2 separate regions of the Homo sapiens genome follow, and region 1 is linked to region 2. The links are chromatin loops, found by intact Hi-C in ENCODE. Cell type or tissue: breast epithelium. All regions are shown on one strand. Links, peaks and the distances in the headings refer to the core of each region. The heading gives the core; the rest is flanking DNA.

Evidence for each region. Peaks named below come from ENCODE experiments on the same cell type or tissue, not always from the same donor. Only the 100,000 strongest peaks of a DNase experiment are listed, where the experiment ranks them.
Region 1: a loop joins it to region 2, with 19 times the contacts of the local background. A loop is called at or near these places in 1 of 110 quality-filtered maps.

The regions. Positions count from the first base shown.
Region 1 is chr6:125,101,670-125,118,048 of GRCh38, reverse strand. It overlaps LOC124901394 (a long non-coding RNA gene), which reads left to right. Exons shown (of 2, transcript XR_007059735.1): 2 at 1-422. Among named protein-coding and RNA genes, the nearest start is that of TPD52L1, 44 kb to the left of the region's middle. RefSeq lists a silencer at 12,410-12,643. In breast epithelium, for the core only: no CTCF peak of the experiment used is centred there; no DNase peak of the experiment used is centred there.
Region 2 is chr6:124,929,458-124,945,836 of GRCh38, reverse strand. RNF217-AS1 (RNF217 antisense RNA 1) reads left to right here. Exons shown (of 7, transcript NR_026876.1): 3 at 398-538; 4 at 10,720-10,829; 5 at 14,099-14,141. Among named protein-coding and RNA genes, the nearest start is that of RNF217, 25 kb to the left of the region's middle. In breast epithelium, for the core only: no CTCF peak of the experiment used is centred there; no DNase peak of the experiment used is centred there; H3K27ac peaks cover 1,731 bases.

The DNA of each region.
Region 1 (16,379 bases), core at 7,791-10,290, 170 kb before region 2:
ATCGCCTTGGCGTGTTAATGAGGTGTCAATACAGCTCTTTGCCAAGAATAACTCCTGACTTAAGATGATGCTTGAAATCTTCCTGTGAGTCACTATTCTGGGTACCTTGAAGACAGTTGTTAAAAACCAAATATGTTCTTACAAATTGGTGATATATTAATTCATTGTCATACGTTAATGCATGTTTTGTATAAATTTATGGGATACAAATGCAATTTTGTACATGCATAGATTGTGTAGTGGTCAACTCAAAGGTTTGTATAGCATCCATCACCTGAATAACATATATTTACTCATTAAGTAATTTCTCATTTTCTACCCTCCTTTTCACACCCCCATATGCTAATACCTCAAAAAAAGAATTAAGGACTTGAATTTGGTAAGTTGGATTGAGAAAAATAAAAATAGTGTGTCATTTCAAAGTGAAGGTTCATTTGGAGTGTCTAGAGAATAGAATTTATTGAAAGCAAGAAAGATGGTTCCAAAGAGTGTTCGAGGAATGTTAAAAAAAAACTTTTGAGATATCTTTCATCATTTATAATATGATGGTTATAATTGTAAAAAATTTACAAATGTTAAGGATGATGATTGGGATTTCAAAAATTTAAGAATCAGTATGTTTAATAACAATATCAAGCAGTATTCAAGAACAAGTAAGTAGACTTCGAGCAAGACGTCATGCCATCAAATCTGTGCAGTGAGATGGTTGATGGGGAGAAGGAAAGGCTTTCTAAGGAGTTGGAAAAAAGTATGAGACAGAAACAAGAATGGCAGAGGTGGAGGAAGGCTGGTTAATAAGGCCAGCCCCACTGAAATGAGGGGTTAATTCTGAGAATTAATTATAGATAAGGTTGGATAGGTATGTGGGTAAGTGGAACCCACGGAGAATCTGGAAAGCCTGATGGTTCTATTACCAATAGTATTAGAAGTTATGTTCCAATTTTCATTTTGAAAGGAAAAACCAAAGTAATTATACTAGTTTAAGTAAATATTAGCAATTTTATTTTGACTGTGCTAAAATAATCATCATATACACACACGCATACACATTTGTGTGTGTGTGTGTGTGTGTGAGTGTGTGTTTGTAACGTCTCTTTGGAGGTTGGTATTATTATCCCCATCTTACAGATGAAGAAACTGAGTCTTAGATTATTTGACTGGCTTGGATCAAACAGCTAATAACAGTGGAGATGGGACATAAATCCAGATTAACTCCTCAGCCTTCGTTCTTAACCATTATGCCACATTGCCTCCAATTTCTAGTTTTCTTTCTCTCCATTCCTGGAAACACTTAAATAATTACTATCACAGTGCATCCTATAAAAAACATTAGCGAATATTCAGTGAAAATACAAATTAACAACCAAGGTTGGTGGATTAAATTTACTTGAAGTCAATGTTGCACCATATTGGTGGACAAACTTGCAAAAAGAAAAAATATGCAACTTCCTCTTAAATATATTGACCTCCATCTATACCAGAATGCTTTATTTTCTGCATATCTAATGATATCTGTTAAACAATCATCTGTTTTTTCAGAGGAGGAAGAAAAGGGCTGCTCTATTCATGAGCTGGGTGAACAGTTTAAAGCATTCACTAGAAAAATGAAGAAAATTAACACAATTTGACAAGCTGTAGGAACTTTCATGCGATGTGACATTTTAAACCAGTTCAGTAAGGAAAATACATAATTATTCCTCATAACTGTCACATGAATATAGCAGCCACTCTAAATGCTGGTGAAGAAAATCAATCTGAGAGCAAACAAGATCCATCAAACTGCTTGCATAATTCAATGGCCTGTAGAAAAAAGTATTCTTCCCTTTTGACTCAAATATTAAAGGAATTGTGCTTTCTACCTTATTATCTCTTCTCCATCCTCCTCTCCCTATTTCTAGCTTACCTGCACTAACACACATACACACACACACACACACACATTCACTCCCTCATCTGGTTTCAATAACTCACAATGATAATAGTCACAGTTGATTTCAACAATTCATAAGCTAGAGTGCTCCACCTAGATCTATTGTTTTCAATAAAAGCAGCAGAATATTGACATACATTATTTATTTATAATAATTATAGTTATTATATTCTGTAATTTATGCATTGTTGTGGAGCATTTATTATGTTTGATTCTATCATCACAATTCTCTATTTGCTATTACTCAAATTTGCTTAATGTTGTACTAATTTCTCCTTGGCATGTAATATTTATGTATCTTTCTATGAAGTCTGTCAGTTCTTTTTGTCTCTTGGGTAGTATCATTTCTTCCAACAAGGACCATTGCTTTATTTAATGAGTCTGTTTTTTGAAGAGCATAAACTACTGCCCTTGAATGTACTATACCCTAAATCTGTTTTTATGTTCTCATAGTTTAAAATTCATGATATACACAGTGAGTGTATTACATTTTCTACATGTGGATTAGGGGTGATCCAGCCATCATCTAGTTTATTTGGCAGCCTCTAGTTTTTTCCCCCTGAAAATCACAACCATATTGTTATCCATGATCTAATAATGTTATTACTATCACAAATCTAATCATGTTATTACTATCTTCATAAATTAAAAAAAACTCTCCATAACCCAAGGGCATTTCTCAAAATTTTATCTACCTGATGTTATCTATATTGCTTCTAAAATAAATAAAACAAATCAGATAACATTTTAAAAAGTAAACAGATTTCAAGATCAAACACATTGTGAAATATTCATATTATCACTCCCTCTTATAATTTTATTATATTATAACAATTTCTATAATAAAAACAAAATTCTGCTTAATTTGGATTAACTCAGCATTTCCCAAAGTTGACTACACACACACACACACACACACACACACACAAACACACACACCACAAATACACATATTTCAATGGTGGTGGGAATATTTCTTAAAATTTCATGAGCCTCTATTTTTGTGGAAATGATGAATCTACAGTAAGCAAATCCACAGTCTTCTGCATGACACAAGAGGCCTTGCCCAGTGGGGCCACTGCCCACTTCTCTCCCTGCATTGCCATGATGTGCCAACGAATGATGTGCCAATCATTCATTGCACTCTGGGGTCCAGCCATTTATAACAAATTGCAGTTTCCCCAAGAGGCAAGTGTTTCCACAACTCTTTGCATTCACATATACTTTAGTCTCTCTTGGGAAAGTTCTTTGTCTCCTTGCCTATCAAACTAACTTCTCATCATTCTTGCTTCCATTTTGAAAAATAACTTTTTTGTGACAGCTTCCCTGACCCCTTATACCATAAAACCTATTTATATAAAATTAGCTTTTCCAAAGTGTTGTATGAGGTATGATTCTAGTTGGTACTCAAATGAAGAATTTTTTATGTTAATAGTTATGTATTTATTTTAGCATGTATTAAAAACATACTGGTTTTCTATCATAATGATTAAAATTAGCTTGTGTAATACATTGAGTTTATCTTAAGAAGTAAGCCAACTTAAATAGAAATTTAAAATAAAAACAGCTTATTTGGATATGGCAAAATAGCATGTAAATGATCATCACTAACTGATTACATTATTAACACTTATCAACTGATTCAAAATTGCAGGGCCCATGATGAACATCAGAGGGCGCCAAATCATAAACACTTTAAGACATAAGCATGTTAAAGATGACTTTATTTCAATGGTAAATTCAATGATGATAATAGCTATCATTTCTTGATTAGCTATTTTGTTTTAAGCACTTTGTTAGGCAATTTACATATATAAACTCATTTTCTTCTCACAATATTTATTAAAAGTAACTATTATTATCTCCATTCTATAAATGAGATTATTTCAGATAATAACAATGTTTCATTGTTTTGTTTTTGTTTCGATTTGTTTTTTGCATTTAACATTGTTCAATGCACTGTGCTAAGACATCGACGTAAATGACCTCAGTTATAATCTGCAGTAACCCTGTGAGTTATGGTATATTGCATTCCTTGTTTGTAGATGAAGACACTGAAGCTTAGAGAGATGAATTAATTTGCTCAAAAGTACATGGTAAGGCAGTTATTCATGGAGATAATTATGTCTGAAGCTAAATCCTCATATTTTACTAAGGCAAATGACCTTTCAAGGATCTCAGAATAAATTCTCTCCCTTTATCTCTTTCTGCATCTTCATGTGCATTAAATACATAACATCTGAGGGTGACATCAGCAAGATGGCCAATTAGAGTTACCTGGATTTCATCCTCCCCACAGAAAGGAAAAAAACAATGAATAAACAACTATATTTCAACTAGAGTGACTGAGGAAGAAAGCTGAGAGCACCAGGGGAACAGCAACAACTCTGTGGAGTACAAAAACCCAGAAGAGTACCATAGAGAGGAAAGCAAGGCATCCTCCCTCTGCCACACTGTCTGCCACACTGTCTCCCACACAGAGATCAACTGGGAGTCAGAGGGAACTTCTTTCTACAAGGAAAAGGTGAGCTGGAGAACCCTAGTGGCCTCCATTGCTTCCACATATGCTCACAGTCCTTGCTACAGGAGAGCACCTCAGTTCTCACAGGCTCTGAATCAAGTCTGCAGTGTAGCTGGGAGTCTGCGCAGCTGCACTATTTCATAGTAAGACCCTTCTTGAGCATGCCCCTCCACCACAACCTACACTGTTATAGTTTGGTGCCATCTTGAAACTGGGACTACTATTAGAGTGTGTCCTGCTCTATGGTCACTAGCAACTGATTCCATTGCTGAGGCCCTGCTGTTGTGCCACTGTGTTCACACAAGGGCCTGCAACACCATGGTTCCAGCTGTCTAGAGTACAAACCAGATGGAATGGCCAAGAACCCAGCATATGAACCCATACAGCATATCACCCCCTCCAGAGAACAGGTGGAACTGCATACAGGAGAAGCTGCTGAACAGCCTATCAGCCACTAGGCCTGCACACACCCACACTGCACAGCTAGCAGATCCAGCAAGCTTTGTGGGCTCCCACCTGGCCTGACAGCTGGTCCTGTGGCAGCCTGACCTGCAGGATATACTGCTGCATCCTGCCCAGCTCCACTGTGCCCATGAATACCCATGCACAGCCTGACAACTGGTTCTGCAGTAACCTCATCCCTCTGGACAAGCTACCACAGAGCTACCTGGTCTTGAATGCACCCAATGCACCCACTAGCACCCCTACCTGGCCTCTTACCGCAGGTCTGGGAGTAACCCTGCCCCCTGAACAGACCACTGCATAACCGCCTGGCCCCATTGAACCCATGAGTGCCCATGCCTGGCCTCTGACGGCCAGCCAAGCAGCTGCCACTGCTTCCTCAAAGAGCCCACTGAACTACCTGTCAATCCTCCACAAATATATTTTTCTGGCTCAACATCCAGCCTGGTGCCCCCATCTTCAGCAAAACCACACCATCACAAACACCAGCAGCCTAGGCCATTGAGGCAATCACAGACATATCTGACAAGGATTACAATGGAAGAAACTACACAGAGACCACACTCCCGAGTTCACGCAGAACCAAATCCAACTCTACAGCCAACCAGCATCCTAAAACCCACTTAAAGGAAAAAGTTTCTCACTCAAAAGCTACTTCAAAAAACTGGAAAAAGTGACTTTTATAGTAGATTTGCAGATATCAATATAGAAACACAAGAAACATGAAAAAGGAAGAAAATATGACACTCCCAAAACTCAAATAGGCCTCAAGTAACAGATCCCAAAGAAAAAGACATTTATGAAATATCTGAGAAGGGATTCAAAATAATCTTAAGGAAACTCAGTAAGATAGAAGAGAACACAGGCACACAATTCAATGGAATTAAGAAAACAATTTATGGCCAGGTGCAGTGGCTCATGTCTGTAATCCCCATACTTTGGGAAGCTGAGGCAGGTGGATAACTTGAGGTCAGGAGTTTGAGTCAGGCTTGGCCAACATGGTGAAACCCCACCTCTACTAAAAATACAAAAATTAGCCAGATGTGGTGGCACATGCCTGTAATCCCAGCTACTTGGGAGCTGAGGCAGAAGAACTGCTTGAACCTGGGAGGCAGAGGTTGCAGTAAGCCAAGATCACACCAATGCACTCCAGCCTGGGTGACAGAGTGAGGCACAGTCTCAAAAAAATTTTTATGATCTGAAAGAGAAATCCAACAAAGAGATAAATATGAAAAAGAATCAAACAAGTCTTGGAGCTAAATAATTCAATAAATGAATAAAAAATATAATCGAGAGCTTCAACAACAGGTTAGATCAAGAAGGAGACATACTTTTTGAACTTGAAGACAGACCTTTTGAAATAAGCCAGTCAGTGGACAAAAAAAAAGTAAAGAAGAGTGAATAAAGTCTATGAGACTTACGACACATCATTAACTGCACAAATATTTGCATTATAGATACGCCAAGGAAGAAGAGATGGAGAAAGGCACAAAATCCTGTTTAAAGAAATAATAACTGAAAACTTCTCCCAAGTATTGGAAAAGATATGGACATCCAGATTCAGGAAGCTCAAGAGTTTCCAAATAGATTCAACCCAAAAAGATCCTCTCCAAGGCACATTATAGTGAAACAAAGACAAAGAGCAAATTCTAAAAGCTGCAGGAGAAAAATGTCAAGTCACATATAAGGGAATCCCCATGAGACTATCAGCAGATTTCTTAGCAGAAACCTTGTAGGTCAAGAGAGAATGAGTCATATTTTCAAAGTGCTGAAAGAAAAAAAGAAAGTCAGCCAGTAACACTACGTCCAGAAAAGAAGAGGGAACTCATCACCACTAGACCAGTGTCTTAGTCCATTTGCATTGCCATAAAGAAATACCTGGGGCTGGGTAATTTGTAGAGAAAAGGGTTTATTTGTCTCAGAGCTCTGCAGACTATACAAGAAGTGTGGTGCCAGAATCTGCTTCTGGTAAGGGATTCAGGGAGCTTCCACTCAGGGCAGAAGGTGAAGGGAAGTTAGTGTGTTACATGATGAGGGTGGGACCAAGAGAGAAGAGAAGGTGCCAGATGGTTTTTGACAATTAGATCTCCTGAAAACTAAGAGTGACAACTCGCTCATTATTGGGGAAATGGCATCAAGCCATTCATAAAAGATCCAGCCCCATGACCTAAACACCTCCCACAAGGCCCCACATCCAACATTGGGGATCAAATTTCAACAGGATATGTGGAGGGGAAAAATATCCAAAATATGTCAACCAGACTTACAAAAAATTCTTAACAGAGTGTTACAACTAAAGTGAAACAACAATAATCACTGTCATAAAACCTAAAAGTATAAAACTCAGGACTAGGATAAACTCATAAATCAAACTCAGATTACCCCAGTTATGTAATGGTGCTATGTAAATCTTTTAACCCTCTAGTATGAAAGTTTGAAGCCAAATGGTCAAAAAAAACAACAGCTACTATTAGTAGCTAAGGGACACATAACAGATGAAGAAATACATTAAAGCAACAAATGTAAATTATTTGGGAGAGGGAGAGGGAGAAGGAGAGGGGAGGAAGTGTAGAGTATTATTATATGACCACAGTTAAGTTTCTAATAAGCTTAAAATAGTCTATTATATCTACAAGACTCTTTGTGTTACTCTATGGTAACTACAAAGAAAGAAATTACAGCACATACACAAATGAGAGAGAGAAAGGAAACAAAGTTTAACACTACAAAAAAACAAACCAAGCAGTAAACAAAAAGAGAATAGATCTACAAAACAACCAGAAACAATTAAGGAAATTGTGAAAGTCCTTATCTATCAATAATAACTTTGAATGTAAAGGAATTAAATTATCCATTTAAAAGATATTGAGTGATTGAATGGATAAAGAAACAAGACCCAACTATATGCTGCCTAAAAGAGACTAATCTCATCTTGAAAGACAAACATTGGTTGAAAATGAAAGAATAGGGAAAGATATTTCATGCAAACAGAAAGCAAAAGCAAGCAGAAGTAGCTATATTTACATCAGATAAAATAGACTTTAAGACAAAAACTATAAAAAGCGACAAGGTCATTATATAATGATAAAGGAATCAGTTTAACAAGAGGATATAACAATTATATCTATATATGCACCCAACACCAGAACACACAAATATGTAAAGCAAATATTATTAGATCTGAAGGGAGAGATACAGTGTAATACAGTAATAGGGGACTTCAACACCTCACTCTGAACAATGAACAGATTATCTAGATGGAAAATCAATAATCAATAAAGAAATATCAGATTTGAACTACCTTAGACTAAATTAACCTAACAGATATTTACAGAACATTTTATCTAACAGCTGCAGAATACATGTTCTTCTCAACTGTACATGGAACATTCTTCAGGATAGATCATATATTAGGCCACAAAACAAGTCTTAACAAATTTAAGAAGATAGAGATCATATCAAGCATCTTTTTGAACCACAACGGTGTAAAACTAGAAATCAACAAAAGAAACTTCAGAAACATTACAAATACATGAAAATTAAACAATATGCTCCTAAATAACCAACGGGTCAATGAAGAAATAAGGGGAAATCTACAAATTCTTCGAAACAGATGAGAATGATGAGCACATCATACCAAAATCAATGGAACACAGCAAAAACAGTTCTAAGACAGAAATGCACAGCAACAAATGGCCACATCAAAAAGAAGAAATATTCCTAATTAACAACCAAATCATGAACCTCAAAAAACTAGAAAAGTAAGAACAAATTATATTTCTTTCAAATTAAGTTGAAAGAAGGGAGGAAATAATAAAGCTCAAGGCAGAAATGAATGAAATAGAGACTAAGAAAATTCAAAAGATCAATGAAATTGATATGGTTAAGCTTTGTGTCCCGTCCCAAACCTCATCTTTAATTATTATCTCGTGTCGAGGGAGGAACCTGGTGGGAGGTGATTGGATCATGGGGGCAGTTTCCCCCATGCTGTTCTCATAATAGTGAGTGAGTTCTCATGAGATCTGATGGTTGTATAAGTGTTTGGCAAGTTCTTCCTTTGCTCACTCTCTCTCTCCTGCTGCCTTGTGAAGAAGGTCCCTGCTTCCCCTTCTTCCATGATTGTAAGTTTCCTGAGGCCTCCCCAGCCATGCAGGACTATGAGTCAATTAAACCTCCTTTTTAAATAAATTACCTGGTCTCAGGTAATATCTTTATAGCAGTGTGAGAATGAACTAAAACAGAAATGAACGGTTGGTGTTTTAAAAGATAAACAACATCAACAAACTTTTTAACTACACTAGCCAACACAAAAAAAGAAAAGATACAAATAAAATCAGAAATGAAAAGGGGATATTACAACTGATATCACAGAAATAGAAAGGATCATAAGAGACTATTATGAACTACTATATACCAACAAATTTGAGAACATAGAATATGTGAATAAATTCCTGGACAATACGGCCTACCAAGATTAAATTATGAAGAAATAGAAAATACGAACAAACCAATAGTTAAGTGAGGAAATTGAATCAGTAGTAAAAAGTCTTCTATCCAAAAGAAAAAAAAATCTAGACTTGTGTCTTCTCTGCTGAATTCTACCAACCATTTAAAGAAGAACTACCAGCCTGAGCAACAAAGCAAGACCTGTTTCTACAAACATAAAAAAATAAATAAAAATAAAGCTTAGCCAGCTATGGTGGTGGATGCCTATAGTCCTAGCTACTTGAGAGGCTAGGGTAGGAGGATTGTTTGAGCCCAGAAGTTTAAAGGTGCAATGAGCCATGATCACACCACTGCACTCCAGCCAGGGCAACAGAGTGAGCTCATATCTAAACAAATAAATAAATCAATTTTATGAGGCCAGCATTACCCTGGTTTCAAAATCGGACAAAAACAAAACAAAAATGAAAACTGAAGGCCAATATCCTGGATGAACATAGAGGCAAAAATTCTCAACAAGATAGTAGTAAAACAAATTCAACTGCACATCAAAAAGATAATTCCCTATGAGTAAGTGGGATTCATCTAAGGTTGCAAGGATGATTCAACATATGCAAATCGATAACCATGATACATCACATTAACAAAAAGAAAGACAAAACCTATATGGTCATTTCAACAGATGCAAAAAAAGCAGTTGACAAAAATCAACATACTTTATGAATAAAACTCTCAACAAATTAGGCACAGAAGGTGTGTATCGTAACACAATAAAGGCCATATATAACAAACTCACAGCTAACATCATACTGAATGAGGGAAAAGCTGAAAACTTTTTCTCTAAGACCAGGAACAAGACAAAGATTCCCATTTTCACCACTTCTGTACAACATATTAATAGTACTGGAAGTATTAGCCAGAATAATTGGGCAAAAGAAAGAAATGAAAAACATCCAAGTTGGAAAAGAGGAAGTATATCCTCTTTGCATATGACATATCTTACATACAGAAATACTCCACCAAATACTGTCAGTATTGATGACTACAGTACTCCTAAATACTCTACCAAAAACCTGTTAGAATTAATAAACAAATTTATTAACATTGCAGGATACGAAATCAAAATACAAAAATGAGTAGTGTTTATATATGCTAATAGCCAACTGTCAAAAAGAAATCAAGAAAGCAATTCCATTTACAATAGCAATGAAAAATAATATATCTAAGAATAAACTTAACCAATGGGTAAAAGATCTCTACTTGGAAAATTATAAACATCGATTAAATAAATTGAAGAAGACACAAATAAATAGAAAGATAACTAACCTGCGTTCGTGGACTGGAAGAATTAATGTTGTTAAAGTAGTCATACTACCTAAAGAAGCGGGCAGTATGAGTTCCTCTGTATGTGTCTGTGTTCTAATCTCCTCTTCTACACCAGTCCTTTTGAATTAGGGCCTAATACGATGACCTCATTTTAACTTTATTGCCTCTTTAAAGACTACACATCCAAACACAGTTACATTCTGAGATACTACAAGTTAGAACTACAACATTTGAATTGTAGGAGGACACAATTCATCTGTAACAAGTGGTAAGAACTGTAATATGACTATTACATAAGCTAGCTTCCATTTTTCCTCCCTACTTAATCTATGGATTGGCAGGTGGTGGCATTAACATTGTGCTCATATTTTACATCTGTTTCTTCACAGAAGGGCTCCTAAGGATAGTTTCACTTTTGGAACCAGGAAATTATTTTTTAAATTTAATCTACTTTTATCATTTATTTTACCAAAATACAATTTTAAAATAAAACATACCTTTAATATGTATGTCTATATATGGGTACAGGCATGTACATATATGTACATATACATATAGATACATACACTCACACCACCCATTGTACTGGGAGAGCAGCTTACTCTGATACCCTTACTCTACCCAAAACAAGATAAAACCTCAAAAAAACAAAACCATCTGGGCCAGATGCAGGGGCTCATGCCTGTAATCCCAGCAGTTTGGGAGGCTGAGGCAGGTAGATTGTTTGAGGCCAGGAGTTCAAGACCAGCCTAGGCAACATGGCAAAACACCATCTATACTAAAAATACAAAAATTAGCCTGGTGTGGTGGTGCACACCTGTGGTCCCAGCCACTCTGGTGGCTGAGCTATAAGAATCGCTTGAACCCAGGAGGCGGAGGTTGCAGTGAGCCATGATCACAGCACTGCACTCCAGCCTGGGTGACAGAGAGAGACTCTGTCTCAAAACTAACAAACAAACAACAACAACAAAAGGCAACCCTCTGGTTTGCACAGTTGGCCAGTTTTAGAAGTGTACTCTCATCTTTGCCAATTTCAAACTGCCAACTTGATGTTACTGAACATAGTCTAGAAGAGACTCTCATAGTCGACTCTCACAAACCGACAGAAGCAAGCTCTAGAACATACACATACACACGACTTATGTCTGGGGTGTGTGTGCACGCGTGTGTGTGTGTATGTGTGTGTGTATATGTGTGTATGTGTGTGTGTGTATTGGAGGCTAATGTAATTATTTTGCCTAAAATGTCTACAAAATTGTCTTATGGTCCAGGCATAGTGGCTTACACCTGTAATTCCAGCACTTTGGGAGGCTGGAGCTGGAGAATCACTGGAGACCACGAGTTTGAGACCACTCTGAGCAACATAGCAAGACTCTGTCTTTACAAAACCTAAAAAAATTAGTTGGGGTTGGTGGTGCATGCCTATAGTCTCAGCTACGTGAGAGGCTGAGGAGAGAGGATTACTTGGGTCCAGGAATTCAAGGCTGCAGTGAGCTATGATTGCATCACTGGACTCCAGTCTGGGCTACAGGGGGAGACCCTGTCTCAAAAAAAAAAAAAAAAAAAGCCATATTTACCTTTATTGTTATACTTATCCCAACCACCCTGTATTGATACCTCCTAGTTCCATCCTTTTACTTCAGCCATATAGAGGCAATCAGTTGCTAGCAAGTGTAATCAGTCAACACCTTTCCTCAGATTTCTGGTTACCTTATGGTTACCTATAGCTTTAAACACATTTGTTCAGCCTTAAAGAAATTTTTGGGTTGAAGATTTGGAGTCTTTTTTTTTTTTTTGGTTTAAGAATAACAGCACCAGCCGGGCGCGGTGGCTCACGCCTGTAATCCCAGCACTTTGGGAGGCTGAGGCAGGCAGATCACCTGAGGTTGGTAGTTCAAGACCAGCCTGACCAAAATGGAAAAACCCTGTCTCTACTAAAAATACAAAATTAGCTGGGCATGGTGGCACATGCCTGTAATCCCAGCTACTTGGGAGGCTGAGGCAGGAGAATCGCTTGAAACTGGGAGGCAGAGGTTGCAGTGAGGGGAGATCGTGCCATTGCACTCCAGCCCGGGCAACAAGAGTGAAATTCCATCTCAAAAAAAAAAAAGAATAACAGCACCAAGTTAAGTTGGACTGTTCATCTGGGATAGGTTTCAGATGAACATTTGATTGCCTTTACTACTTCTCACTTCTGTTCCTGGACATATGCCTAATAATTAGATTATTGCTATTTTCCAGGTCTTTGTATTTTATCTGTGGGGAATATAAGCAGTAAGAAAAATGTTCATCAGGGCTCTTAGCAAAGATCAAAGAGGTATTTGAAAGTGTTTTCTAATAATCTGGTAATTGTTTAACAACATGTGAAGTGTTCCAATAGAAACTTCTTATTGCCTCCAGTGGACTTAAAAAAATCAGATTCTGCTTTCTTTTTATTTTCATAGTTACTATTAGTCTAATACTGAGTTAAGTTTGAATGCAAAGTAATAGAATATGAGAACAATTGGATCAACCAATCCTCTTTAAAATGCTTTTCATTTAACAAAATGCCATCAGCATTTAGCCACACAGCAGATTTAATACCCAGTCACTGTGAAGCAACTCAGAGAATAATGGAATGATTTGGAGTGCCGCTGGTGGTTACAGGAAATTTTACAGTGATGTGTTTGGTGTTTAGCTCACAGATTTCTTCCTCAGAAGACTGAATGGTTCTAGCAATGAGCTAGCAACATGACTCCACAAGTTCTTTGAGAAGCCTTTATTCGTGTTGCACAGGATTTCGGCTTCTGGCCTCCTGGAGTTAATTGCAGCCACCAGTCTTTCCTGCAGAGCCAGCTGCTTTTTATGGTCAGAGGAGATAAACAGAGGCTCAATAGGAGATCTATTTCTAGGCATTGAAAGGGCCTCTGTGCCGCTGGTTGAGGGGAAAATCATCCAATCTCCCTCATGAAATGCCTGGACCATTTCTTGGGGCTGTCCTCCTTAAACTGGCACTTCCTGTACCCAGTTTAAATAGTAGATAGGCTAAAAAATATAAGCCTTAAAAAGTCTTAAGGTATGAAATCATGTCTAACTGAGCAAAACAACATTCAAAGTTGGCAAGCTAATATGTGTTCATTCAATGTTGAATTAATGGCCAGTATGGGAAGCATATTAATTGGGGGCGGGGGGGAAAAAAATCACAATTATAACCCAGCAGTTGTCAATAACATTTTCTGGGTTAAGAGTGATTTGCTTGAGGGAAGGGGGAAGGGAGTTTCCATTCATTGAATACTACTTTGGGCTTCCTACACGAACGGTATCCAAAGTACACTTATTCCCATTTTATAGTTGTTAAAGCAAAATTTAACTTTATAAAATTGTAAAAGAGGATTATAATTGCTGTAGTTTGATTTTATTGCATATTATTGGTTATATAATATGGTATAAGTATATGAGAGAGCTGGTTCCCCTCATAGTCAAGGGAAGGAAATTTGGCTCCAGGGTTGAGCACCTGGTCCGAGGCTGCAGCACCCAGGAGGAGGCACAGAAACCAGGTTTTTCGACTCCTGAATCAATGCTCATTTCACTACCCAGACCACCTTATTTATATGATGGAAGTTTCTTGATTAGGAAGCAAGTCAATAACAAAACCCCTAGTTTCAGTTGTAGCATTAAGAATAAATATCTTCTTTCACAATGATTTTTATTTCTGAAAAGAAATAGCCTTCTGTCAAGAAACAATGCACTTTTAAGATATTTTTCACTATTACCAATTGATTACATAAAAATGCATACTGTAGAAGGAGATAGAACGATTTGATTCCAGCTCTAGGAAATAAATGTGCTGCTCAAATGATTTTCTAATAAGATAGCATCTGCTTATATTGCTATTTAAAAACTATTTAGGTCCATTTAAATTAGTTAGAATCACCTTCACAAATAGGAGTGTGCCTTTAAATTCAATGCATTACATATGGAAATAGGTTCTCTAAGGTTTACAGACTTTTGAATTTTAGTGTAAGATGTTGTCGCCTTTGTTCTGTAATAAAAACACACACATTTTCTAGAAGGAAAACTCTGCCTGTATCAAATTGGTTGTATGTCCCCTGCATCCTAAAACCAGATTATTCCGAGGAACAGTGGATGTGGAGTGGGTTTTCTACCATGGAAGGCTGGGGTGCTCCCTGGACTGTGCTGTGGCCTGTCCTAGGGCCCCTGCTATTGTTGGGTTGGCTGTCCCAATCCTCCAGGGAAGTCCATATAGGGAAGAAGGGAATGTGTTCTTTCATTCCTTCAAAAATATTTGTTGAGTCATTGATTACTATGTGTTAGACACTGTTCTAGTTACGGAAGCAGCACATACCAGACATTTTAAAGTCCCAACAACCCTTTCCCATAGGTCTATTATAATTTTATAGATGAAGAATCTGACATACAAAGAGATTAAGTAACTTGCCCCAGGTCCCTGAGCTAAAAGGTAGTAAAAACTGGAGCCTAAATTTGTATGGGCCCAATGTCTATGTTCTTTCTATCATGTCTAGTGTACATGTGTATATATATATATGTGTGTATATATATATACACACACATACACACACACATATATGTACACACACACTTATATATATCACATTTAGGACATACTTATACTAAAAATTACTGCTTGTCTATCTGAAATTAAAATTTAACTGAGTGTATTATATTTAATTGGGCAACCCCTTGGAAGTGTTTTTCAGGGCCAGCAATGAGGCAACAGGATATTATCACGTTTCCCTTATTTCTTTCCTTTGCATGTTTCAAAGTAAATTGCATACACACAGAAATTCAAAGACGCTTTAAGAAATCTTTTGCTCAAGAAGAACAGTATTTTGTTTTGAAGGATGTAATTGAAACGAGGAAACTAGGAAAGCATGCAGCTTTCCTTCCTTTTTTTTCCCTTTTCCTTCCTCTCTCTTTTCTGTTATTACTCTCTTTCTTTTCTTTTACTTTTTACTTCCTTTCTTCCTTCTCCCTTTGTAGAGCACATATTAAGGGCCAGGACTTGTGCCCTGTTGGGGATAATTGTCCCTGCCTTGAAGGAACACAAAGACCTGAAGGAAACTGTGAAAAGTGCTGTAATAGGTTGAATGGTGTCTTCCCAAAAGTTAATGTCCTCTTGGAACCTCAGAATGTGACTTTATTTGAAATAGGGTGTTTGTGGATGTAATTGTAGTATTTAAGTGAAGGTCTGTATTCCTTTGTTAGGGCTGTCATAACAAGGTACCACAGACCTGGAGTGGGAGGGACTTAAACAATAGAAAGTTATTTTCTCACAGTTCTGGAGGCTAGAAGTCTAAGATCAAGGTGTAAACAGGGTTGATTTCCTCTGAGGCCTCTCTCCTTGGCTTGCAGTTGGCCATCTTTTCTTTATGTCTTCAGCATGAACTTTCCTCTGTGTATGCCTGTGTCCCAATCTCCTCTTATGAGGATGCCAGTCATATTGGGTTAGGGCCCACCCGTATGACCTCATTCTACCTTACTTAGTTCCCTGTGTCAAGATTCTATCTCCAAATACAGTCACAGCCTGAGGCTGTGGGGATTAGGACTTCAACATATGAATTTAGAGAGAACACATTTCTGCCCCAAAGATGACACTGGATAAGGTTGGGTCCTATATCCAATGACTGAAGTGAAGTGAAGATACAGCAAGTCAAAGAATGCCAAGGATTGCTGGCA
Region 2 (16,379 bases), core at 5,606-8,105:
ACCCTGAAACACAGAAGCACGGGGCACACTGCAGGCAGCTAAGCTAATAATAAAATAATTAAACTGAGATGCAAGCTGCTACAAAGAGACAGCACTGATAGTTGGAATCTAGCCAAGTTAATTGCTTGTTAAAGCAGCAAATATCAACAATTTGGAGAAATATAAAGAATTGAGAGTTTTTACAGCATGGTATTTCCAATGTTCAGGATAAAATCCAAAATTCTTTGACATTAACAACACGGTAAATGTGATCCATTTTCAGAAAGCAAAATAATCAACGGAGAGCAACCACAAGATAACCCAGTTGTTGGGATTAGCAGACAAATACTTAAAGCAGATATTTTAATTATACTCAGTGAGTTGAAGGAAAATCTCATAATAAATTTTAAAATTTCAGCAAAACTACAGATACTTGAAAACAGAACCAAATAAAAATTCTAGCAGAAGAAGACAATATATGAAATTTAATAATTCATTTCCTGGGAATGACAGCAGAAAGGTGATGACAGAGGAAAGAGCCAATAAAATTTGAAGACAGGTAAATATAAATTATTTAATCTGAAAATGAGGGTAACATTTTTTAAAATAGCAAAAGCCCCAGGAACCAGTAAGGGAAGAGCAAAATATCTCATACGCAAGTAACTAGAGTCTCAGAAGGAGAGGAGAGAGATCATGGAGTTAAAAATATTTAAGAAAATAATATCTCAAGGTTTCCCTAATTTAGTAATCAAGGATTTTGACAAACTTCAAGCAGGATAAATATAAAGAAAATTCAATGTTTGCTTATCATAGTCTAGTTGCTGAAAACCAAATATAAGTAACATTTTTAGAGCAACCAGAGAAAACTTATACATTACATAAAGGAGACCACTGCTTCAAATTATTACTGACCTTTTTATCTGAAACTATGGAAGCCAAAATATATTGGAACAACATGTTTAAAGTGTAAAACAATAAGAACATACAACTGTCAACTTAGAATTCTACACTCAATGAACATATCCTTCAAGAGTAAAGGTGAAATAAAGACATTTTGGATCAAAGGAAACTAAGATAAATCATCACCAATAAACCTACCTCTACTAGAGTAGTGCTAAAGAAAGTTCTTCAGGCTGAATAGAAATGATACCAGAAAGAAATTGTTATCCTAAAATATTAAGAGGATCAGAAATATTAAATATTGTATTATTGAAATATAAAATGTTTTATTTTCAATTTATTTAAATTACATAGTCTTTAAAGCAAAACTTATAACAATGCTTTCTGGGAATTATTTTTTATTCTGAGTTTATTCCCTTCTTTTTTTCAGTTTTATAATGTCCTGCATTACAAGGGAAGGATGTCCACTCTCACCATCTATATTCAACATTATATTGGAGGTCTTAGCCAGTGCAACAAGAAAAAAATAGTGATATTAGAGGAAACGAAGAAGTTAGTCTGCTTTTTTTTAAAATCGTAGATGACATAATTGTTTACAAGGAAAATCCTACAAAATCTATGGAAAAGTTTTTAGAAATAATGGGTGCATTTAGCAATGCCATAGGTTAGTTACAAAATTAATATGCAAACTTCATTGTATTTTCAAATATAAGCAATAAGCAATCATAAAATGAAACTGAAAATTTTACAACAGTATCAGAAACTGAAATACATGGCAGTACATTTAAGAAAAGTGTAGAAGACTCCTATACTGAAAATTACAAGATATTGCTGAGGGAAATAAAATAAGAGCTAAATAAATAGAGATATAGTATGTTTATGAAATGAAAGACTCATTATTGTAAAGATGTTGATTCTCCCTAATACATCTATAGATTTAACACACTGCAAAGACCTTTTTTTTGGTAAAAAATGACCAGTTAATTCAAAAATTTACATGGAAATTCAAAGGACCTGGATATAGACAAAGCAGTCTTGGAAAAGAACAAAGTTGGAGAACGTATTACCTAACTTCATGACTCACTGTAAATCTCTCACTAATCCAGACAGTGTGATACTGGCATAAGGTTCAACCAATAGAGTAATGGAACAGAATAAATATCACAGAAATAAGCACATGCTTTATACAGCCATTTGACTTTTGACAGTAGTCTCTAAGCAATACTATGAAGAATAAGGTATTTTCAATAAATGATGCTGAAATAGCTAGGTACTAATCTTGAAAAAAATGACAGTACATCTGCACCTTATTCCATATATAATAATTAACTTGCAATGTCTTATAGGCCTAAATATAAAAGCCTAAATCATTGGGATTTTAAGGAAATCAAAAAATAATGTCTTTATGACTTGGGCATAGGCAAAAATGTCTTAGATATGGAAAGTAACAACTGTAATGAAAATTATAAATTATCAATTTGTTAAACTTAAAAGCTGCTCATCAAAAGAACAGATGAACCATGAAGTTGAAGTCTGGGAGAAAATATTTTAAAAACATATCTGATAATAAAAGACTGGTATCCAGGTTACATAAGTTGGCTGGGCGCGGTGGCTCACACATGTAATCCCAGCACTTTGGGAGGCTGAGGTGGGTGGATCACGAGGTCAAGAGATCAAGACCATCCTGGCCAACATGGTGAAACCTGGTCTCTACTAAAAATACAAAAATTAGCTGGGCATGGTGGTGCGTGCCTGTAGTCCCAGCTACTCAGGAGGCTGAGGCAGGAGAATCGCTTAAATCTGGGAGGCAGAGGTTGCAGTGAGCTGAGATCACACCACTGCACTCCAGCCTGGCGACAGAGTGAGACTCCATCTCAGAAAAAAAAAAAAAAAAAAGACTGGTAGCCAGGTTATGTAAGTAATTCCTATGACTCGATAATAAAAATGTTAAACAATCCAATAAAAAATAGGTAAAGGATTTGAAAAGAGAAATTCACAAAAAGGATATATGGATGAATGACATGCACAAAAAAGTGCACATCATTAGTCATCAGAAAAATACATTTTAAAACCTCAAGGGGCTACACATCTGTCAAAATGAGTAGAATTAAAAAGACTAATAATATCAAATATTGTTAAGGATGCAGAGCAAGTAGAATTCTCATACATGAAAAGATCTAACGATTGAATATAAACTAAACATACCTACCCTATAACACAATAATTCCAATTCTACCTATTTACCCAAGGAAAACAAAAACAAGTGTTTTATGCATAATAGTCAAAACCTGGAAGTATAGGGAAATGTATCTGAAAGCCTGTAGTATACTTACATAATGTAATATTATCCAGCAATAAAAAAAGAATAAGCAAGTGATACACACATTAACATGATACATTTTAAAAATATTATACTAAGTGAGAGATACCTTACAAAAAAGCACCTACGATATTATCCCATTTATATGAAGTTTTAAAAACAGGTCAATATAAAACATAGTAGAAAGAATCAGAACAATAGTTGTCCTTGGCAGTAGAGGAAGGGATTCCTTGGGAAGGAGAGTGAGGGAACTTTCTGAGGGGATGATAAAGTCTTTGTACAGGGTTGGGTTATATCAATACATACATTTGCCAATGCTTATAAATTTAAAAAATATTCTAAATATGCATGCTCAAGTATTTAAAGGAAGTGTACAGATGTCAGCAATTTATTTGGAATTATATCAAAAACATCAGATGGATTAATGAATGGAAAGATGGATAGATGAATAGATAAATGAAAAATAAACATAGTTAAATATTCATGGTAGTATTTAGGTGGTGGGTATGTGAGTGTTTACCATAATATTTTTTCCAATTTTCTTTATGTTTAAAACTTTTCATAAAATTGTTGAAACAATTTAAAATTGTTAAAATGTTGGAACAAAATCAGAACTATTTGTGAGAATGACTAAAATGTAATCTTATTTAAAGCTCTTGTTGGGTTTGCTTGAAGATGTTTTAGAAAGCTTCTTTGTGCCCCATTCAATTAAATAAGCATCAGGGGAAATTTCAATTCCATATTAATCTCTATAATCTTAAAATATAATTCTAATGATATTAATCTAAAATTATCAACAACCCAATTAGTAATTTACAGATAAACTAAATTATTCATGAAAAGGAGAGAAAAGCACAAACTAAGTCTAATTGTTTTCTACAGAAATTCAGATTTAATCCAGAGTGAAAACTAGAGAAGATGGTCTCTGGGAGAAATGTGGCCTGATTGGTTCTCATATGAGGAATAAGCTCCAAGTCCCTCAAAGGCATTATCCATTAACAAATATCTTCTTGCTCTCTTTGGCTCTCTATAGGAATTTAGACATGAAAGAGTGGAATATATTCTGTTTTAAAAATATTATTGCAAATTGTTGCACCTGTGCATCTCTTCCAGACTACTTTGAAAAGGGACTTTCCAGCTATCAGTACACTATCTCACAATTACCCTTGAACCAGAAGACAATGAATGATTTGCTAAACAGATGGCATAGTCTATGACATGCATCATATGTGTGAGCAATCACAGAAGGTATGACTTTTCTCATGAAATATTTTCAGACAAATATTTTAAGTTAATCTAACATTCACTAAATCTACCTACTGATTTTAGGTAGATTTTCTTTCTCCAAATATACATTTTTAAATAAAAATTTTCATTGTATTGCATTGTATTTTATTGGTTATCAACAGCACCATGTTCTTAGTTTTTTTAAAAAAAATGTTTAATGAGTTGTAATATTTGTGTCTTTAAGCAAGGGGTTCCCTCATTTTTCCTGTCTTTTCTGGCTTGATTTGAAGTTATTCCTGGGTATCAATATTCTACACACATTGTCTACTGCTTACCTCCAACACAGCAGTTTTCACTGTCATGTAATTATTTGTTTGCTCATCGCTCTTCCCCATGACCATCAACTCCTTGAAGGTAGGGCCATTATTTATACATCTTATAACTGAAGCTTACAGCATCAGATCAGTTATATGATCAGAACACAATGTTTGTTGTAGAATAAATGAATAAACTTTGTTAATTCACTCAGGTCTAACTAGTCTCCTACATGATGAAATATAGCTAAGAAAATTCAAAGTAGAGTTCCACAAAAGAAAAACAAAGTAAATATCAATTTATTAATTTATAATTTGATCCAAAGACCAATTTCCAAGAGGCTCTCTCAGGTACCAAATTGCTGAAGTCCTTTTCTAGGACATCTCCCTTCCTGGTGTCAAAGTACGTGGAAAACTGAAGCTTTAAGCAAAAGATGGCTTGGGTATATATTTAACCTAGCTTCTGTTGAAGCATCACTAGTCTGCAAATACCACATTTCTCTAGTGACCATCTTCATGTCTCTGAGCCTTAAAGAATACTGGTTAAAACACTAACAGATATTATGTTTCTGAATATGTGCTTTATTTGCTAGTTATCCTATTTCTAATGACATATTCAGTAGATTTGTTTATGTTGTAAAATGAAGTGCTATCAATTTATTGTTATCATGAACAGTCAGAATAAATATTGAAACCTCTTATTTGGGCAAAAACATGATCTGGCTCATTTTACTTTCTTGACTTCATCCCATAGTGTTCTCATTTTCTCACACTATGCTGTATACCTATGAGACTCCTGTATATGCCAAGCTTATTTCTATCTCAGGGACTTTGCACCTGCTATTACCCTTGCTTAGAATGTACTTTCCCCACCCCCATTCAGCCCCATTTAGGCATGGCTGTTTCCTTCTCTGAATCCAGGTCTCAGCTGAAATATAACCTCCACAGTTATTCAGTTATTCTCTGTCACATCACTAAGAGTTATTTTGTTCATAGCATTCATCACCAGATGAAATTATCTTTTTTATTTATTTCGCTTATTTATTTGTTGACTTTTCATTTGAATGAAGGCTCCATATGAAATAGAACCTTGTGGCAGTTTTTCACTACCGTAAAATCTGCCCCAGTGTTTAGAAGAATGCTTGATATTTAGGCCTTACATGCCTCAATATATTTGCTTAATGAATGACTAAAGACAGAAGACAGTCTTCTCTCATCACCTGTTGATATTTACACCGATTTTTGGAGTCTTGAGAACATTTGCAGTCTGCAACCTCACTTACCTTTCAAATATTATCACCCACTAATCTCTTCTTGTTATTTTCAGTTTCTCTGTTAGTCCATCTATTGTGATCTACAGATAATTTTAAGTACTTTGAGGTTAGGGCTTTTTTCTTATTTTTCTTTAAAATTCTGCACCCTTGTCTCCTCAGTAGTGATTGTGGTTTTTTTTTTTTTTTTTTTGAGACGGAGTCTCACTCTGTCACCCAGGCTGGAGTATAGTGGTGTGATCTCAGCTCACTGCAACTTCGGCCTCTTGGGTTTAAATGATTCTCCTGCCTCAGCCTCCTGAGTGCCTTGGGTTACAGGCGCCCATCACCACGTCTGGCTAATTTTTGTATTTTTAGTAGAGTTGGGGTTTCACCATGTTGGCCAGACTGGTCTTGAACTCCTGACCTCAAGTGATTTGCCAGCCTTGGCCTCCCAAAGTGCTGGGATTACAGGCATGAGCCACCGCACCTGGCCTTGTGTGTTGATTGTTTAATGGTTGCCCTTCCAAGAGAAGATGCCCTTTAGGCAGCTGGAAATATAGAACTACTCTGTAGTAAGAAACAGGGTACTAATTCACAATAGGAAAAACATGGAAACAGCCTAAATGCCCATCAACCAAAGAGTGGATTAAGAAAATGTGGTATATATACACCATGGAATACTACTCAGCTAATAAAAGGAATGAAATAATTGCATTTGCAGCAACCTGGGTCAAGTTGGAGACCATTATTCTATGGAAAGTAACGCAGGAATGGAAAACCAAATATCGTATGTTCTCACTTATAAGTGGGAGCTAAACTATGAGAGTAAAAAAGCATAAAAATAATATAATGGACTTTGGGGGACTCGGGGAAGGGTGGGAGGGGGTTGAGGGATAAAAGACCACACATTGGGTACAGTATAAACTGCTCGGGTGACAGGCACACCAGAATCTCAGAAATTGCCACCAAGGAATTTATCCATGTAACTAAAAAACACCTGTTTCCCCAAAACTACTGAAATTTAAAAAAAAGAAACGAGGTGCTCAGGTTGGGATTCAGTAACATGGGGATGAAACTGTGAGGTAAAATTCTCACTACCAGTTGAGTACCAAGAGGAGCAGAAGATCCTGGCAAGGAACTCTGTGAGATAAATTAGGAGAGGCAGAAGCAAAACAGGAGAGTATTCACTTAGAGGAAGGGGGAAGGTGGGAGTGGGGAAGTTATTAAGACAGAAACAGGATATAATTTTAAGGAGTTAACAGCAGTGGATTTGGATAGGAAAAGCAGTTTCTCTGAAACTGTGCAATCAAAACATGATTACAAAATGTTCTGGAACAGAGTATTTAGCCATATATTTGGCATTAAAAATTCCTTCTTTACTTCCTTAGCAAGCAAAATATTGGATAAATTATTGTGATTTAATGGACTAAATGGTTTGACCTAATTTTCCAGATGGAACATCCACACAAATGTATTTCTATTACCTTAGATTTATTGGTTTCAAATGTAATTGTATCTGGATGTTCTTCATTTATCTGCACTTCATTTTATTTCCTGATAACCTCCTACATTTCAGTACCTTCTCTTTTGCTATCATCTTGCCTCTGCACCACTCCCAAAGTCATTTTAAAATGCCTGGTGGTGATGCTAGTTCATTGGAATATATTGAAGAGATCTCAGAGAAGGCACAATGTCCATAGATAAAAAGGTAGGATATGGTAGATAACAATTCCACCCTTCCATTCTTACCTTAAGAAGGGAAGAAGGATGTGTCTACTGAAAATCTACCCAAGGTGTCTTGTAAAGGTAACCGGGAGGAGAGCAAGCTTTCTTGGAACATTAGACCCTTGGGATGAGTGTATAAAAGCAAACAGAATTATAACTCTTTTCAAAGAAGTTAATTAGTTCATTCAAGTTGGGGTTGAGTGGAAAGAACACGGTGTTCTAGTGCCAAATTGGTCATCAATTGGTTATATAATTGAATCAAGTTACGTAGCTTTCATGATTTCAGTTCTCATGTTTGAGCGATGAGAGGCCGAACTAGGTGGCCTCTAAGATCTCGCTGAGATCTAACATTCTGTCATCCTTCACAGAAGACAACTTGAATATAAAAAATAAAATAAAATACAGAAATGAAAAAAATCAGTTTGTTAGCTTTCCTGTTTAGATATTTAGTCCAGAACATTTCTGTTCTTAAAGTTTCCACATTTTGAAATCCCTTAATGATTTCAGAATTTCTCAGTTATTTCCATTTAAAAATTATGCAATTTTTCTTGACTGCTAAATAAACAAAACACAGAACACATTTAGAAGAATTTTCAAAAACTAAAAGGGAAGATAAATGACAAATAAAAATTTTCCAACTTGGTTAATTCCTAAGTTATACTTACTGTTAAAAACCAAAACTTCACAGTCAAAACAGAAGGGAGAGTTGAGGCAATGATTTTGGTTACTGTCAGGATAGGATAAAAAAGAATTTCCATAAATAATATGATATGGTATAGAGAGAAGCATGTTTTCTTTATTTAGGCCCACAAGCCTAGAGAAAGAAGGAGAGAGAGAGAGAGAGAGAGAGTCCTAATAATAATCTTTGGTGATTTTTCTACTTACTGGTTTAGGTGTATTAAAGATATTAATCTACTGCCTATTATAGATATTAATTTGCTTAGTAGATGAACAATATTATGATAGCCAATAACATATTATTTTACTCAACAATTGCTTTCCATAGGCATTCATGATTTTATTGGTACAAGAAATTAAAATACCAAGCTACAGATTAGTAGTTAGAGGAAATATGTCTAAGGTCTCATATGCACCTTTCTAATAAACTATGGTTTTTAAAGTCTCCCGTTAATAATTTGAAACAGTTGGATTATAGTGCATTGATTGAACTGCAGATCCAGTTAACGAGGACTCTTCTATGTACCTAACAGTTCCGTCCCATATCATAATGTTTGAGGTGTTATACTTACTCCTGTAAATGCTTTCTGGCACACCGGACTTTATGCTTCAAGAATTTAGTTATAAAAGCAACAGAATTTCATCAGAGACCTTAAAAAAATAAAGAGACGAGAGAAACTATTGTTGTCTATAAGGGCCTGCTTTGGGAAAGAAATGGAAGAAACTTTCACAAATAGGTCATCTTGACTTTATGCCATAACTAAAATGAACAAATAAATAAGAACCTAATTTTAGTAGTAGAATTGTGGAATCAGAATGAAATAATTTTGCCCAATTTTATGTTCTTTGGAAAAGTTTTAGAAGTCAGAAATGAGATTTCAATTTATTGAGAGCTACAATCACATGAGAATAATCCAAATACTAGAAACATTTTTTTTTGTTTCATGAAGAAGGAAATATTTGTGCAATTTTTAAATGTTATATTTATATTAAGAATTAAATATTTCCATGGTATTAAGTGACAAACAACAAGCAGACAAAAATTATAACAAAGAAGCAAATGAATTATAACAGAAGTTATTAAATTAACCAGCTGTTCATTCTAATGTACAAGTGAATGTTGGAACAAATTAAGACTAAGTCACTGTGTTATCCAAATTAGATATTGTATAATTCTCAACGGAACAGCTATTCTTATCATTTCCCTTGTATTTTTTTCTTACCTGAAACCTTATTAAGCACTGAACATTTGTAAAACATTCATTAAGAGTAGCAATATTATAAAACCTCTTTTCATCATTCAGGATGTTTCACAATATTAACAATTTTAAAAGTATTCTAGAATATAATCAGATTAAGCAATTAAATATGGACAATGTGTATGGGCACCTAAGATGGCTTAAATTTACCATTTAATTACATTTCTTTTCTTCAGGCAAAATTCTCCTTCAGAATTAGATTAAAAAGAAGACTCTTATATGAGTAGGTAAAATAAAACTTCCTTTATCATCTTATCTCATATAATCTATTTGCTTCCTAAAAAAATTCATGTTATCCTGGCCAGGTGTGGTGGCTCATGCCTGTAATCCCAGCACTTTGGGAGGCCGAGGCGGGTGAATCATGAGGTCAGGAGATCGAGACCATCCTGGCTAACACAGTGAAACCCCGTCTCTACTAAAAATACAAAAAATTAGCCGGGCATGGTGGTGGGCACCCGTAGTCCCAGCTACTCGGGAGGTTGAGGCAGGAGAATGGCGTGAACCTGGGAGGCGGAGCTTGCAGTGAGCCGAGGTCGCGCCACTGCATTCCAGCCTGGGCGACAGAGCGAGACTCCGTCTCAAAAAAAAAAAAAAAAAAAAAAAAAAGCTTCTGTGCAAATTGTAATATGACTCTTTAAATAAAGTTACATTTCAATAAGTTAGTTAGAGCCTGAAGTGACATAACTAAATGCAAAATTATATTATCTTTGAATAATAAGGAAAAAACTTATAGTTTATAGACTCATTACTATTTCTTATGAACAGTTTAATTGCCAGGACATATGGTCTACAGATCCCTTCAATTTCGTTTTAAATAATTTCATGATGTGGTTTTTTTTTTTTTTTTTTAAAGCTAATCAGGTAATCACAGATTGATATTGTTTGGCTCTGTGTTCCTACCCAAATCTCATCTTGAATTGTAATACCTATGTGTCAGTGGAGGGATCAGGTGGGAGGTGATTCCATTATGGGGGCGGTTTCCTCCATGCTGTTCTCCTGATAGTGAGTGAGTTCTCATGAAAGCTGATGGTTTTAAAGTGTTGCACTTCCTTGTTCTTGCACAGACTCCTTCCTGTTGCCTTGTGAAGAAGGCTCCTGCTTCCCCTTCACCTTCTGCGCGATTGTAAGTTTCCTGAGGCCTCCTAGCCATGCTTCTTGTTCACTCTGCGGAACTGTGAGTCAATTAAACCTCTTTCCTTTATAATTACCCAGTCTCAGGTAGTACTCTTTATAGCAGTGTGAGAAAGGACTAACACACAGATTGATTACAATGTTAGAAATATTTTTTAGAGCACATTTTTCTCAAACTTACAACAATTTAATTGGCTGGGCGCGGTGGCTCACGCCTGTAATCCCAGCAGTTTGGGAGGCTGAGGTGGGTGGATCACGAGGTCAGGAGATCGAGGCCATCCTGGCTAACATGGTGAAACCCCATCTCTACTAAAAAAAAAAAACCAAAAAATTAGCTGGGCGTGGTGGCGGGTGCCTGTAGTCCCAGGTACTCGGGAGGCTGAGGCAGGAGAATGGCGTGAACCCGGGAGGCGGAGCTTGCAGTGAGCCGAGATTGTGCCACTGCACTCCAACCTCGGCGACAGAGTGAGACTCTGTCTCAAAAAAAAAAAAACAAAAAAAAAATAATTTTTTTGCTTCAACACATCAATAATTCTGGGAAAAATCATGGTGGCCTGGTCGCTTGGGCTATATGTAAGAAACTAGGGATGTGGTGATGCTTATCTCCCCCACCCTGAATTAAAATCACTCTTCTATGTAATTGGTTGACAGCCTTTTTGTGTGTGGGACACCCTTTTGAATACAACTGTTGCTGAAAATTTGTAACACTTGAAAGTCTCAAAACAAATCAGAAAAATTTACAATAAAAACATTTCTGCTTATAACAAGATCTCACAGACTTTAGAAAAGCATCCATAGATAGTACATTATTTATTTGATTGCTTTTCTGAACCGTGCCTTTGAGAAAAACTCTTTGCTGTTCTACATTCTGTCTTATAGTCACAAAGCAAATTTCTTGTCTAGTCTTGTAAATACATAATTTTTCTTCAATATTGTTTGGACATTATGCCTTCTTATCTTTTCCTTAGTGCTAGCTGTATCCCACTTCGTCAAGTCTACTCTAAGTGCTCACATTATAATATTATGTAGCTGCATTTCTAACAGAAATGAGTTTTTCACACTGAAAAATTCCACAGTTCCGAGAACATTCCCAGCAACACCATGAGACACAGCATGTGAGAGTTGAGAAATGCTCGTCCAGAATCTAGTCTGCTTATATGTCCCTTTCATTGACTCCTGATTTATGCTTTTATACCCTGTATAAATTTCCCATTGTTCTGCATCATTTAATATTTTCCAGACATGTAGTGAGCATTGCTTAATTTCCCCTTTTTTGTTACTATTGAGTAGTTAGCCTTTTAAGATCTCCTTTTACTAAATCTGCTACCAATGATTGCTTTTCTTTGGATTAACTCCAACTTTTGTAGGTACCTTATCATAGAAGTAGAAGGGAAATTAAGAAATCTTTAGATCTAGGCTCCTAAAATAGGGGCAAAGAAACACAGCAGCATTTGGAGTATTCTCTTCTCTTCCATTCTTTTCTTAGTCTAGAATCTAGACCATCTGAGTAGCTTTGGAGGGAGTGCCATTTCAGAGCCTAAGACTTGGTGTAAGTCCAAAATCATAATGTTTAGGAGCCAATTTTAGGCAAAATTGGTTTATTCAGTAATGATATAATGCCATTACATTATTTCCCAAGGACTTATTTAAGATTTAATTTTCAATTGATAATCTATGGGCAATATATTGTCATATAGGGAAATTAAGAAAGCTAATTTTGGGGAATGTAAGAAAAACCAGCACATAATTAAAATTTTTAAAATTTATTTTTACTCTATATGAAGCTAGTCAGATACTAACTAAGAAAGAAGAGACTATATGAAAAATTAAAATATCAAAAGTTAAGGGAAGTATTGGAAAGCCAGACTAAATGAAAAGACTAGCCGAGTAAATGAATAAATGGCATACAATTTATATATAAATGCTTGGTTGAATGCTTACAATAACATTTGTGGAAGGAAAAATAACCCCATCACTTTCAATCTAGTATCCTTATTTTGTAGATGAGGAAACCAAAGTCATAAATGGTTAAGAAATTTGCTGTCACACAGTCAGTTAAACTGACTCCTTGGGTCTTGATCAAGTGCTAAATAAACCAGAGAATATGAAATTATACCTTAAAAATAAATTATATAAACACTAATGTTAAAAACAGTTATAAACTTGCAGCATTGTGATTAGAGGACATACAAGTTTTTACAGGTATAATTGTGGTAATTAGCTCCCAAAAATTTCCAAATGAATACATTCATATGAATATTTGAGAAATATGGTAAATATTGATAACGATATGGAGAAAACTTATTTAAAAGCTGTATTGGCATAACTAAAACGATACAGTTTAATCTTAAAAATGTCAGTGTAGCATATTCCATTCCAAAAAATACAATTTTATCCTAAGACGTACTAAAACCGAGCCTATTTCCCAGTCAGAAATATAAATTTATTTTTCTCCTGGTGATGTTTTGAGATAGACCCAGGAGCCTTTTCAGAAAGAAAATTGGTGTTTGGGTAAAGGGACACAAAAGTACAAGAAAGATAGAAAGAATACCAAAAAGTACAGCTATGATTTGTAATAGAGTAACTGAAGGCAGCCCCTGGAATGATCTTTAAAAATAAATGAGATCAAGTTCTGCTCTTGCTCAAAATTGCTCAATGGCTTTCCAAAGTTAAGTTCAATAGAAAGTCTTTCCTATGGCCTGTAAGGTTGGCCTGATTCCTCTTAGGTGACCCTTCTCTCCTCTGACTCCACCATAGATATTTTCCCTTTTCCCCAAGTTAATTTCCTCCTTGGGGACTAAATATTTTTCTTGGGGCCTTTTGGACTTTGCCTCCAGATGTAAGCATGGCTGATGTCTGCGCACCAGGCAGATCTCTGTGCACATGTTGCCCCAGCAGAATGGTCTTCCCTGTCTAGAACAACCTTCCACACAGCTGTCTGACATTTTTCTCCCGTTTTATTTTCCTGCCCAGCACTTACCACTACCTGGAATTATATTATCTATTGCCTGCCGCCCCCACGAGGATATAACATCCGTAACGGCAGAAATTAATACTTTGCAAAAACATATGTGTTTTCACTTATATAAGAATAATAAGATTTATTTTACATTTACTATGACTTCTGCATTACAAGTTCTTTTACACGCATTGTTTCATTTAGTCTTCATACTAACCTTATTAGGAAAATACTATTATTATCGTCATTTGCACATGGGCAAATTGAAGCTTATAGAAGTTTAAAATGTGTTATTTTATTACAGTTGTTACATATCTGGGACAGGATTCAAACTTAGGTCTTTTTGGCTTTAGGTCCTGAGCTGAAAAGAATATGAGAAATCGGATTTTACGACATGTAAGTGACATAAATACTCATATATACAAAGTGAAAGAGCTAAGGCAGAATGCAGGTATCATGACTCTCAAGGAATAGAATTACAAAGAGAATTTTTACAGAGCACTAAAGTATTACATTGTTGAAGATGAACATAGCTGAATATGTGATAAGCTCTTAAAAATAAAGCGTGCACTGCACGACAGCATTTTGGTCAATGACGAACCACATATGTGATGGTAGTTTTATTGGAGCTGAAAAATTTCTATCACCTAGTGATGTTGTAGCCATCTTAACATCACAGTGCAACTCATTACTCAGGTCTTTGTGGTGATGCTGGCACAAATGAACCTACTGTGCTGTCAGTCGTATAAAAGCATAGCACACACAATTATGTACAGTACATAATACTTGATAATGATAATAAATGACTCTAGTTTATGTACTTACTATATTATACTTGTTATTTTAGAGTGTACTCCTTCTGATTATTTTTTTAAAAAAAAGTAACTGTAAAACAGCCTCAGGAGGGTTCTTCAGGAGGAATTCCAGAAGAAGGCATTGTTTTCATAGGAGATAACAGCTCCATGCATGTTATTGCCATTGAAGACCTCACAGTGGGACAAATTGTGGAGGTGGAGGACAGTGATATTGATGATCCTGACCCTGTGTAGGCCTAAGCCAATGTGTGTGTGTTTGTGTTTTAATTTTTAACAAAAAAGTTTAAATAGTAAAAAAAAAATTTAATAGAAAAAAGCTTATAGAATAAGTGTATTAGGCCATTCTTACATTGCTATAAGGAAATGCCTGTGACTGGCTAATTTATAAAAGAGGTTTAAGTGGCTCACGGTTCTGTAGACTTTACAGGAAGCATGGCCCGTGCATCTACTCAGCTTCTAGCGAGGCCTCAGGAGGCTTACAATCATGGCAGAAAGTGAAGCGGCAGCAGTCACGTCACATGGCGAAAGCAGGAGCGAGAGAGAGAGTGGGGCATGGGGGAGGTACTGCATGCTTTTAAATGACCAGATCTCATGTGAACTTAGAGTTAGAGCTCACTTATCACCAAGGGGATAGCTCAAGCCATTCATGAGGAATCTGATACAAACACTTCCCACCAGGCCCTGCCTCCAACATCGAGGATTACATATCAACATGAGATTTGGAGGGGACAAATGTCCACACTATATTAATAAGGATATAAAGAAAAAAATATTTTTGTACAGCTGTACTATGTGTTTGTGTTTTAAGCTGTATGATTAGAAAATAGTCAAAAAGTTAGAAAATTTAAAAGTTTATGAAGTAAAAAAGTAACAGTAAGCTAAGGTTAATATATTATTGAAAAAATATTTTAAGTAAATGTGTATAGCTTAAGTGTACAGTGTTTATAAAGTCTAGAGTCCTAGGTCCTCACATTCACTCACCACTCACTCACTGACTCACCTACAGCAACTTTCCATCCTGCTAGCTCCATTTAAGTGCCCTATGCAGTCGCGTCATTTTTTATCTTTTATAGTTTATTTTTACTGTACCTTTTCTATGTTTAGATATGGTTAGAGATGCAAATACTTAGTATTGTGTTACAATTGCCTATAAGTATTCAGTACAGTAACATGCTGCACAGGTTGGTAGCCTAGGAGAATAGGCTATACTGTATAGCCTATGTGTGTAGTAGGTTCTGTATCTACTTTCTGTAAGTACACTCCATGATGTTTGCACAATGAATTCACTTAACGATGCATTTCTTAGGATGTATCCCCATTGTTAAGCAACACATCACTGTGTTTGCTAAATTGATGCAAAAAAATTGTTTATACTATTTTCAAGTCTATTATATCGTCATGTTTGAATATAGAATTTTGGATTCTTTGAAGTAGAAAATGTTTTAAGAGCTCTTCATTCCCTGGCTTCTTGGTTCATTGAGGTCAATAACTAAGATATCACAAAGAAGAAACTCTTCATGTATCAGGTATTCTTGGAGTCAGTTTTTCTTTTCTTCCCTTTGGCCAAATAAATTCTTCCCCCTTTTAACCTATACTTTTTTTTTGTCCAAAGTTTCTTTTTTTGTTGTTCAGTGTTTTTGTGGAGTTCAGAGAACAAAAGATCTGTGTTTCTGTATCATAATTCATTTTGGTTATAGATTTCCTAGTTCTACATAGTTGCACTGGCAGTAAAGAGATCCTTTGATTTTTCAGTAACCAATTCCTCCCTTTACATGGACCATGAAACTTAACAGCTGACTGAAAGGTATGAGAGAATTTC